Linked DNA regions of Mus musculus: region 2 is linked to region 1. The links are chromatin loops, found by intact Hi-C in ENCODE. Cell type or tissue: left cerebral cortex. All regions are shown on one strand.

The links. Hi-C counts contacts between places; a loop is a spot of excess contacts. Peaks named below come from ENCODE experiments on the same cell type or tissue, not always from the same donor. Only the 100,000 strongest peaks of a DNase experiment are listed, where the experiment ranks them.
Region 2: it touches region 1 in a loop (2.5-fold over the local background); 2 of 42 quality-filtered maps call a loop at or near these places.

The regions. Positions count from the first base shown.
Region 1 is chr3:39,007,668-39,012,667 of GRCm38, reverse strand. Fat4 (FAT atypical cadherin 4) reads right to left here. Exons shown (of 17, transcript NM_183221.3): 17 at 683-3,687. The coding sequence ends at 1,826. Among named protein-coding and RNA genes, the nearest start is that of C230034O21Rik, 120 kb to the right of the region's middle. In left cerebral cortex, a CTCF peak has its summit at 2,268 (motif pointing left); DNase peaks (open chromatin) are centred at 1,324, 1,908 and 2,199; H3K27ac peaks cover 270 bases.
Region 2 is chr3:39,812,798-39,817,797 of GRCm38, reverse strand. No RefSeq gene overlaps it. Among named protein-coding and RNA genes, the nearest start is that of Gm46834, 100 kb to the right of the region's middle. In left cerebral cortex, a CTCF peak has its summit at 2,759 (motif pointing right); DNase peaks (open chromatin) are centred at 2,774 and 3,066.

The sequences.
Region 1 (5,000 bases):
GCATGCTCACTGTGTAGATATTCCATGTGAGAGTTAATAATGGTTACATGTCGGAGACCTTCTCTGACATTCCTCTTACCTGCTTTGGATTTAGAAAAATATGGAGCTGTAATCTTGAAGAAAACAAGGGCAAGAGATCTTTCACAATTGACTTTAATTCATGGATGCTTCTACAACCATAAGCCCAGTCTGAAGCTGTCTCTCACAGAACAGATTTAGCTGGAAAGTTCTAAATAGTGAATGTGGCCAGACAGTGGTAGCACATGCAATTTAATCCCAGCACTTGGGAGGTAGAGGTAGGAGGGTTTCTGTGAGTTCAAGGCCAGCTTGGTCTAAAGAAGAGAGTTCAAGGATAGCCAGAACTACACAGAGAAATCCTGTCTTAAATAGTGAATGTGCTTAGACAGGGCTCACAAGGTTGGCCCTCCAGGACCTTACTAGCTTAGAATCATCTGCTACCGGCAAATCCCAGGACGCTGGTAAGCAGGAATGCACTGGGTGGCTTTAGGGTGGCTTTGCTGGCTGTTATCCACAGATCTGACTTTTAGCACTAAGTGGTATGGCCTCTATAAGTTTATCTTGCTATATGTCTCTCTAATAACAACAACAACAACAACAAAATATTTTCAATTGCCTACATTAGAACAGAGAAAGATAGAAACTGAGACCCTAGGACACAGTATTTTAAATAAATATTTTAATTCTATTGTTGGCATTTACAGGTAGAAAGCATACAGTATGTTACAGATATCAAACTGTGAAAATATGAATGTTACATAAGTAACAAATGTAAAAAACACATTTTCTTACCTTCCCTGAAAGCAAGAAAAGTTTCCGGCATAGGAAAATATCAGTATCAAAACCACAGCTCAGGTGTAAAAAAAAAAAAAAAAAAGTTTTACACAGTATTAAAAAAATGATCTACAAAACGACGGAAAGTAAGAAACATTGCAATCTGACTTTATATAAATTATAAAAACTGGGTACTTGGGGTAAATGTTGAATGGATAGAAAATAAAACCAATTAGGGCCTGCATAGGTCAATTTGTTACAATGTTAAAAGCATAGAACTTTTTTTCTTCAATAAATAACTTTAAAAATTGTCTCTTAGAAGTGCGCTGAGAATGTTATCCCGGAAGAGGAAAGGTGGCAGTGTTCTGGGGACAGTATGTGGTCATCTTGTTCTTCCTGGAAGCCTGAGGTAAGTCAGGAGGCCATGACTGTTCGCACGGAGACACACAAGTGTCAACACAGTTTTTAAGAAAGCTTTAAAGTGCGGAACAAAATGACTTATTCTTAGTACCCACCGTCATGTAAAACAAGCCCTTATTGTGTCTGAGCGACATCACATATGAATCTATTCATCTGAAGAGTGTTAAATGTGCAGCCTTTCATCCCTCCAAGGTGGGAAGTCCTCCTTCCTGCACTCCACACGGGTTGGCTAAACTTAAATGATCTTGCAAGGTAAAACACAACCGTAACACTACAATGGAAACAAGCAACCCCACTGTGAAAGCACAAGCTCGAGTCTACAACTGCAATGGTATAAACGGCAAAAAACCACAAACCAAACACAAAGCAACACTTCCCAATGTTGCATGCCCCAAAACTCATCACAAAACAAGATGCATGCAGGAGGATCATTCCGTTCCACTGAGCACATTTAAATTAAAGAGTCAGTCGTTTGGAGTCTATGTGAGCAGCTTTGTGGTTAACTTTAAATGTGTCCCTGGCCACCGGTCTATACTGGCCTGTTTTACAAAGGTGACCCCCGCTGGTGGGAAGCCACACCGTGCTTTGAGTGTTTCTTGCCCACACATACACCTCACACATACTGTTCTGCCTCCCCATCTTTGGCGGCTGGTTTAGCTGCCCCACTTTTACCTTCTTCGTTACCAGCTGCTTTTTCTGGGAGAGAGGCCAAATCTTTAAAGACATCCACATAATGACCAAAGCCTGGGCCCCAGTTCAAAAGGTTGTCCCAGTTGAAGTTGCCTGCCTGCTGCCCCAGCTTCAGGGTGCTGTCTGCAGCCCCAGACGCTGCTGCAGGGGTACCCACTGGTCCCCCCTCAGCCCTGCGTCCATGGTACCTTCTGGGTTTCAGTCTGGCTCCATAATTATCTTCGTCATCTGCATCGGATTCGTTGACTTGAGATAACTTGGGCATCCTGGAAGTGTAGACCACGGGCTTCTCCCTGTCGTATTCCATTTCTGAGCACGTGAAAGAATCATGGGAGTCACTGTCAGAAGACGATTCTGGGGCAGGGATGCCATCTGCTGGGTTCCTGGTTCTGGACAGGGGCCTTCTACAGTCTTCTTCAGAAGAGGACCTCCCATGGTCTGCACTGCAGATGCTGGGGTTTCTGGGTCGAGGGGTGTTGAGCCTCTCTACCTCCTCTATGGAGAGTCCCACGGGAGGAGAAGATTCTAGAGGGATCTGTGCTATGGGCTGTTTGAGGCGACTCCCTGGTCTCGATCCATGAGATGCCATGGCCTGAGGGCTCTTACTTCTTCTCCCTAGCCTGGTGGCATAGTTGAACATGCCAGGCTGGCAGGGGTCCCCATGCATTTCCAGCGTACCCCCATCCCTCAGAGGAAGATGCAGTTCCCGGGCTGGGCTGTTCCTGTAGAAGGCAGATGGTTTGGAGAAAGGAGCTGGGCTGTGCCTGGACAGAGGGTTGGGAGTGGGGCAGGCCGAGTGGCTAAGGGAGCTGGTTCTTAACCCTTGGCCATATGAAGAAGGCTGGTAGGTCAGACTGCTTGCTCCCAAGGGCATAGGGGACTGCCTGGCGAAGCCCAGAGGACTGTGCCTCTGGATGGAAAACTTAGGCGTGTGGCTTCGGAACTGTTTGTAGTGCTGGATGATGTCTGCATCTGAGGGCGCGATACTGCTGGCATTGTCGATGTCATAGTGCTCAATCTCCTGCTCAGGGGAAGCCAGCGGGGCACTAGGGATGGTCTCTGAGTTGTGGGGGATGTCAGTCTCATCGAAGATTAGATAGGGGTTCTCTCGCTCTATGATGTCCGGCTTGGGATTCCCCTCAGGTTGCTTCCTAACAGCTAGGTCATCCCCATAGGGAGGGATGTTGTCTGGGTCATCAAAAGCTACATTCTCACTGCCCTTTTTCTTCTTCTCCTTCGGCTTCTTCTCCTCTTTGGGGTTTTTGGGCATCTTTCCCCTGCACTGGTTGCATAGAATCAAACTGAGGACCAGCAGCGCTAGGGCTGTGGCACAGCTGCCCACAATTGCAGGCACTGCCCACAGAGGTAAGGATATCTCATCTGGACCCTGACTCTGGACACACACGTGTCCCCCTGGACTTCCAGCCTTGCACACCTTGCCCTGAGGACAGAGAACACCGAGGCAGGCCACCACCGTCTCACAGGTCCTCCCTGTGTGCGACTCTGGACAGCTGCAAGTGTAGCCGGAGAGCAGACCTGGTTCACAGCTACCTCCATTCTGGCAAGGGTGGGATGCACAGTCACCAGGAGGGACACATTTGTAGGCATACCACTGGTTGATACACAGAAGATCGCCCCAGCAGGGGTTGCTGGCACAGATGTTAGGGCCCCGACAGCCGATCTTCACTGAAGGGTCTGTTTTGGAGATGGACGCCAAGCTGTGCTTCCCACTGAAGGGGAGGCTCTCTCCACCATAGAGCACTGAGGCAATGCAGCCATTAAAACCTGTCAGGGCGATAGAGTAGGAGGCAACTTAGAGAAAAGTAATCACTTCTGAGCGCTAAGATATGAGGAAGAGAAGCCCTCACAGACACCCAAGAGTTTCTCAGCGATGCGCCAACTCAAAGATGGGGAATGCATATCCTCTGAGGATAACCCAGATCAGTGTAGTTTGGTAACACATGGGAAGAGTCAGAATGTTTAGGAAGGTCTCCTCGGCCAGAATCGTCTTGACCCTTCTCTCTCTCTCTCTCTGTTCATCCATTTGACGATTTAATCAGTTTATTGGTTTGATTCTTACAGGTCAAAGACCAAGAGTTACCACGAGATCAAATTTATTTTATGAACATCAGAAAGAACAAAATCAAGTCCAATTGCTACAACTACAAGACCATGGGGTGTGCAATCATTGACCATATGCCTTCCAAACAGCCAAGTATGGGTCCTTGTGAATCAGAAGAAAAAACCTTGGCCATAGTGTTTGGGGATTTCCCAGGAGGGGAGGTAGCTAAGACAACCAGTGTTGCAAATTGTCAGGATTCAGGAGTCAGAAAACAAAAATATCCCATCTTATCTATACCCACCAACACTCACTTACACACATGGGGGTGACATCTCTAGCCCAGCTCTATGCCGAGTCCCTCAAATCTGTTCAATGCCCTTCAAAGGTGCTTCAACTCCATTTGTACCATAGCAAACCCCAGGATTCCCTGAGATCCGCTTCACTGTTCTCTTCTACAGCCACCTTCCTTGGTAGCACTAAGTTGGTTTGAGATGAAAAGTCAGAATTCTCCCGGATCTTTACTGAAGATGCCCTCCAGATTACTTTGGGTCCATTTACTTGGATGTCACATCTTGGCCATCCCACTAAGACAATAGCTTTCCATAATGCAGTGCTTTTCTGATACTGGCTGCTAACACCTCATCTTGGGAGTCCTCCCCAGTTCATCCTCATAAACAGCCTGAAAGATGATCAATACTACAGCATGCTTAACTGCAATACTCATTAAATTCTTACTTACTCTTCACTGTTCTGCACGTGAAATAAATAAGTCCACTCTCTCCAGCCAGAATACCCTCTTTTATCCCCCAGTTTTATTATCTGCCTTTGTGCTCACATTTTTCCATCAATTAAACCTTTTGGCACTCTTCACCATACTTCTGACTTAAGAACACACCGGTTTCTGCATTTCCCTTTGTACCACTGACCTAAGGTAACATCTACATCCTGTGAGGACCCTACCCTACTCTGCTGTGTTACCTGGGAGACTGGCTTTGATGAACACAGGAGTTAATAGACAGTGGTCCTGAGGACACAC
Region 2 (5,000 bases), 810 kb before region 1:
GACAACTTAGAATAGGAAGAAATCTAACACATGGACACCTTAATTAAAACCCAAGCAAAGTACATATCAGAAGATGATGCTAACTGACAAAGCAGATTCAGTGTGTTCAGCCTTGGACAGTGACTCCAAGATGTCTCAAAGGAAGGCTATGTACCTTGGAAACCACACAGCATCTCAGGTAAATCAAGTAAAGTCTGTGTGAGAAGAATACAGACATGTAGCGTGTGCTACCAGATGGTGGTTAATCCACAGAATGAATAAACCTTTAAATAGAACAAAAACTATATTAAATTAAATATATATCATGTTTACATATCTTGATACACACATATATACACATATACTAATCATGTAATGTTATATTAATAATACATAATGTATTATATTATTAACTATCATTGTTTTTAAATATTGTATTATACTTTCTATAATTAACATAAAAGGATATATAATTAATATATAATCTATAGTGCTTAATAACATGTTATTAATATATTAATAATATGTGTTGATAATATATTAATATACATATAACAATATATTTATATATACACTCACAGACACATATGTATATACATCCACATGTATATACACATGTGTGTATGTATATGTGTATATGTATATTGTTTTGAATAGGCACACATGACCAAGTTCATTATATCATAGAAAAATACACTTAATTTTTAATTTCAATTTTCCTTTGATCCATTGACTTTTTTTTGTGGGGGAAAGAAGGTTAATTACATCTTCTAGACATACTGTGACATGTCAGTGTTTTCCAGCAAATAGCTTGCTGCTGACTTAGAGGAAACAACCCATTCTGCTCTGTGTGCAAAGCAAAGACGTCATGTGTCAAATAGGGAAGGAGTATTGGCCTGCAGATGTGTGGACAAAATTGTTTAATGAACTACAAAGCACTCTACAAATGGTGACTTTACTTGGTTAACTATGACCTGGATAGAGATGACAAACAAGCAGGTTTTCTTTAATGATACAGTCAAATAAATCAGTATAATCTAAGAGCTATATAGACGTTCAGTTACTTATTCAGAATATGCTAGATGTTCTGGTTGTTAGTATTCAAGAAGTATGCACACATGCGTATATGTGTACACACAATGTCATAGATTTTCATAAAGATGTCAATAATTTTGAGTACTTTTTTTTTTTTAATTTCAACTCCATCTTTGGTTGCTACTGATATCTCTAGTGATGTGTTTCTCTGTAACCGCAGCTTAAACAGCTCTTTGGCACCATGATTGCAGATGGGGAATTATTTTATTTTATTTTTTCATATCTTCATTTTTTTATTTAATGTTTTTTCATTTTTAAATTGGTTATTTTATTTATTTACATTTCAAATGTTATCCTCCTTCCCAGTTTCTTCTCCATAACTCCCTATCCCCTCACCACCCACCCACTCTTGCCTCAGAGCCTTAGAATTCCCCTACACTGGGTCATCGAGCCTCCACCAGACCAAGAGTTATTCTTATAGCTGAAAGTTTATATAATTTGTATTTTATTAGATTTGTAAAAACATCCTATTATGCTAAAGTAAGCCATGGATTCTCATAATAAATGTGTTAAAATTTGATTTTGTTATTCTAAAAAAAAAAAAAAACCCTAAATGTCTTTGAAGAAATTTGTGAGCTACTGACTAATGTCCATCGTAAGAATCGCATTCAGAATATTTACATTGTATACAGGCTCTCTGTTGTCATGACCTGATTCTCCTCCATACATTCTATCACAAGTTTGTTTACTTATTGGTTTATTCACTTGCTAACTCACTCATTCTTTCATTAATTTCTTTATTCATTAAGACGGAGTCTTACATAGCCCAGGCTCACTTCAAACCTGCAGAGCTGAGAATAGTCTTGAACTTATGATTCTTCTGTCCCCATTTCCCAATGCTGGAACTACTGCTGTGTCCCTCACTAAACCTGGCTTCATTATGGAATTTCTGTTTTTAATGGGCGATGGGATATGAGAGTGGAGATGTCTAGAAGGCACCAGAAGTTTTTATTGCTATTTTTTCTTTAATTAAAAATAGATTCTTCTCTCACATCCCGATGACAGTTTCCCTTCCCTCTACTCCTCTCAGTTCCTACACACTTCTCCTCCCATCCGAAGCCACTCTATTTCTGTCTCTCATTAAAAACCAAACAGGCTTCTAAGAGATAATAATAAAGTAAAATCATAAACAAACTAACATTCTGGAATTGGACACATACAGAACAACAACAATAGTAACAACAACAGAAAGAAGAGAACCCAGGAGAATGCAAGCAAATTAGAAATCCACTCATTCACTTATTAGGAGCCCCATAAACTTACTGAAGTGGATACCATAACATATGTGCACAGGACCTGGAGCAATCCCGTGCAAGCCCCACAATTGCTACTTCAGTCTCTGTGAGATCATACGACCTTTGCTCATGTTGATTTGGGGAAGGGGCTTGTTTTCTTGGTGCTTTTTGCTTTTATACTTTCTACCAGAAACTTTTTAAACATCAGGGTACATAACTTCATAATTTTACACAGTTTCAAGTGGAGGTTGCAAGGGATTCTCTACCATGCTGCTTTTATTCTATAGGAAAGAACAAATAAAATTTTGCACTCAGAAATTAAGTTTCCATCATTTTACGACTCCCAGAGCTTGTTACAAGTATGCTGCACATAGCAGATGCTCATTAAATATTTCTGGAACAATAACTGTTCGCTCAAAGTAAAGCAGGCTACCCACTAGTTAGTTAGCCACTAGATGGCAGTGCCACACAGAGAAGCCCGTATGCCGTGGGCGGGGTGGGATCTTTACATGTGAAAGTGTGTGTAAGCCAAAACCTATTGTTTTTATACAATGTCAAAAAAATCTTAAATAAATATTTTAAGTTTAAACCACTTCGGGTTCTATATTTTCTTTTGTAATTTGTCAGGTTTTGTTTTGACTTCTTAATCAACTTTGACAATTGCATAATTATATTGCAGAAAATGGTTATTGCTTAGGCTTGGGTCACTGGCTTGCTACTCTCTCCTGCAGTAACATTTCTGAGTGTGAAGTGTGAGCAAAGCAAACACCCAGGGGCATTCTTCAGTTTCTGTGGCACACTGACTGTTGTGCTTCATCCCACTTAGGGACAAACATACCAGAAGCAACTACGTGAGACAAGTGTGGTTGAAGTGTGGTACTTTTTGAATAAGATTTGTGTCCAAATAGTTAATATTATATGTCTGGATCTGCAGATGATAACTAATTGAGACAATTTATGTAAGTTTCCTCATATTGGGAAGCCCCAGATGCCAGTACACCATGCCATCGACCAGCCAGCTACTGATCCTTCTGATGCCTGACCCTGTGATTATTAATGTGAGTCCCTGAGTTCCTTCTGTTTTTAGTCTACTGGAATGAAGCAGAGAGATCTAATTGCCCCAAGATAGCAAATGTCTCACCATTTCTGTAGCTCTGGAAGTGGACCTGGCGGCACAGGTTTGCTCCACATCCCACGTGGTTGTGTGGCTTCCTCATGGGCTCTTTCACTATAGCAGTTTTTCTCAGGGACTGGAGACAAGCAAGGCATGGGTGAGGGTTAGCACTCTTTGGGAGTGGAGTATCAGTAGGGTCCTTTCTGAAGCTCTGCCCCACTACTTGTTGACAAGTTACACTGTGTTTCTATTTGAAAAGTATCACTACTAAGAAGATACTTTAGTAATGATGATCTCTGTAGTAGAAAGGCTATATTGTCACATAATATAGTTACTGTGGTTTGTGACTATGACACTGGGAGACAGTATTGACTATGTAGCAACAGGAGATAAAGTTGGAAATATGGTTGAATGTGGGTGTACATAAGAATAGGAAAGACAGGTACTCATTGCATGGGTTATTAAAGCCACTCTGGACTTCATTTGTGTCATCCCATTTACATTGTATAAAATTTATCACAAATTCAGAAAGAAAGAGTGTTTTTAGTGTTTAAGGTCATTTTGAAAAGTATTTCAAACTTAAATAATGAAATTTACTGTTGACATCCAAACTGAGCGTTCATAGGCAGAAGGATGAAATGAAACGAAATTGTCAGCCACAAAGTTTCCTTGAAGCAGTGAATTTGTGACTACTTGGACATGTGCCAAGCAGACTCATTTTATTGATTAGCTCTGTGAATGTAAGTGTGTGACTCAATTATGCTGTTGAATGGGAAGGATGAATTAGATACTGGGCTCTGACCCTTTGCAAGTCTCGGTCACTTCTTTTGTGTAAATACAGCACAAGGGAGGACAGTCCATGGCAGTGACCACTTGAAACTCTGGAAGTGGCTTCTAAAAGGCAAAGCCATAAGAATTATTATAGGGGTAGAGTGCAATGTCCTTGTCTATGTTTCTAGTATTTGAGGCCTAATGCTCCTGACTAGAGACACCTTAGTTCTTCTATTTTCTGTGAGCGTGTCAAAGCCCAAGGTACATACCCTTCACTCTTAGTAATTATAAATTGTGACTCTCTTCTTACGGAATGAGGCTTGTGAAAATTAAATTGATCTAAAGGGAGACTGAATACAAAAGTTTGGGTCTTGATTGGCATCTGACAAGTCAGTCCCTAAGTTTAAGAAACCTCTCAGGTTCAGTTTGGGGAAGATAAATGTGCACTTTATACAACACTAAGGGATGACCTTGACCTGGAGGAAATTAAAAACCATTCCACAAATCCACTAAAAACAACAGTACTAGGAGGAGATGCAACACTCCACCATCTGACTTCAGTGGCTACGGTCATGTAGCTTCCAATCAGTTTCTATCACATGGCATGATTGGCTTTAGTTTTAATGTTAATATGAGTTAGATATAAATGTAATGCATACACATATTAAGACGCAGGTCATTTCCACCATACCACAGTCTTTGGCATCAATACAGCCTAATCGCTCTTTCACTGTCCTATATACATCTGGAGACGTCCTACTGTGTGCCATGGCTGGACTTAGGGTATTCTCTTTTATGTCTTTGCT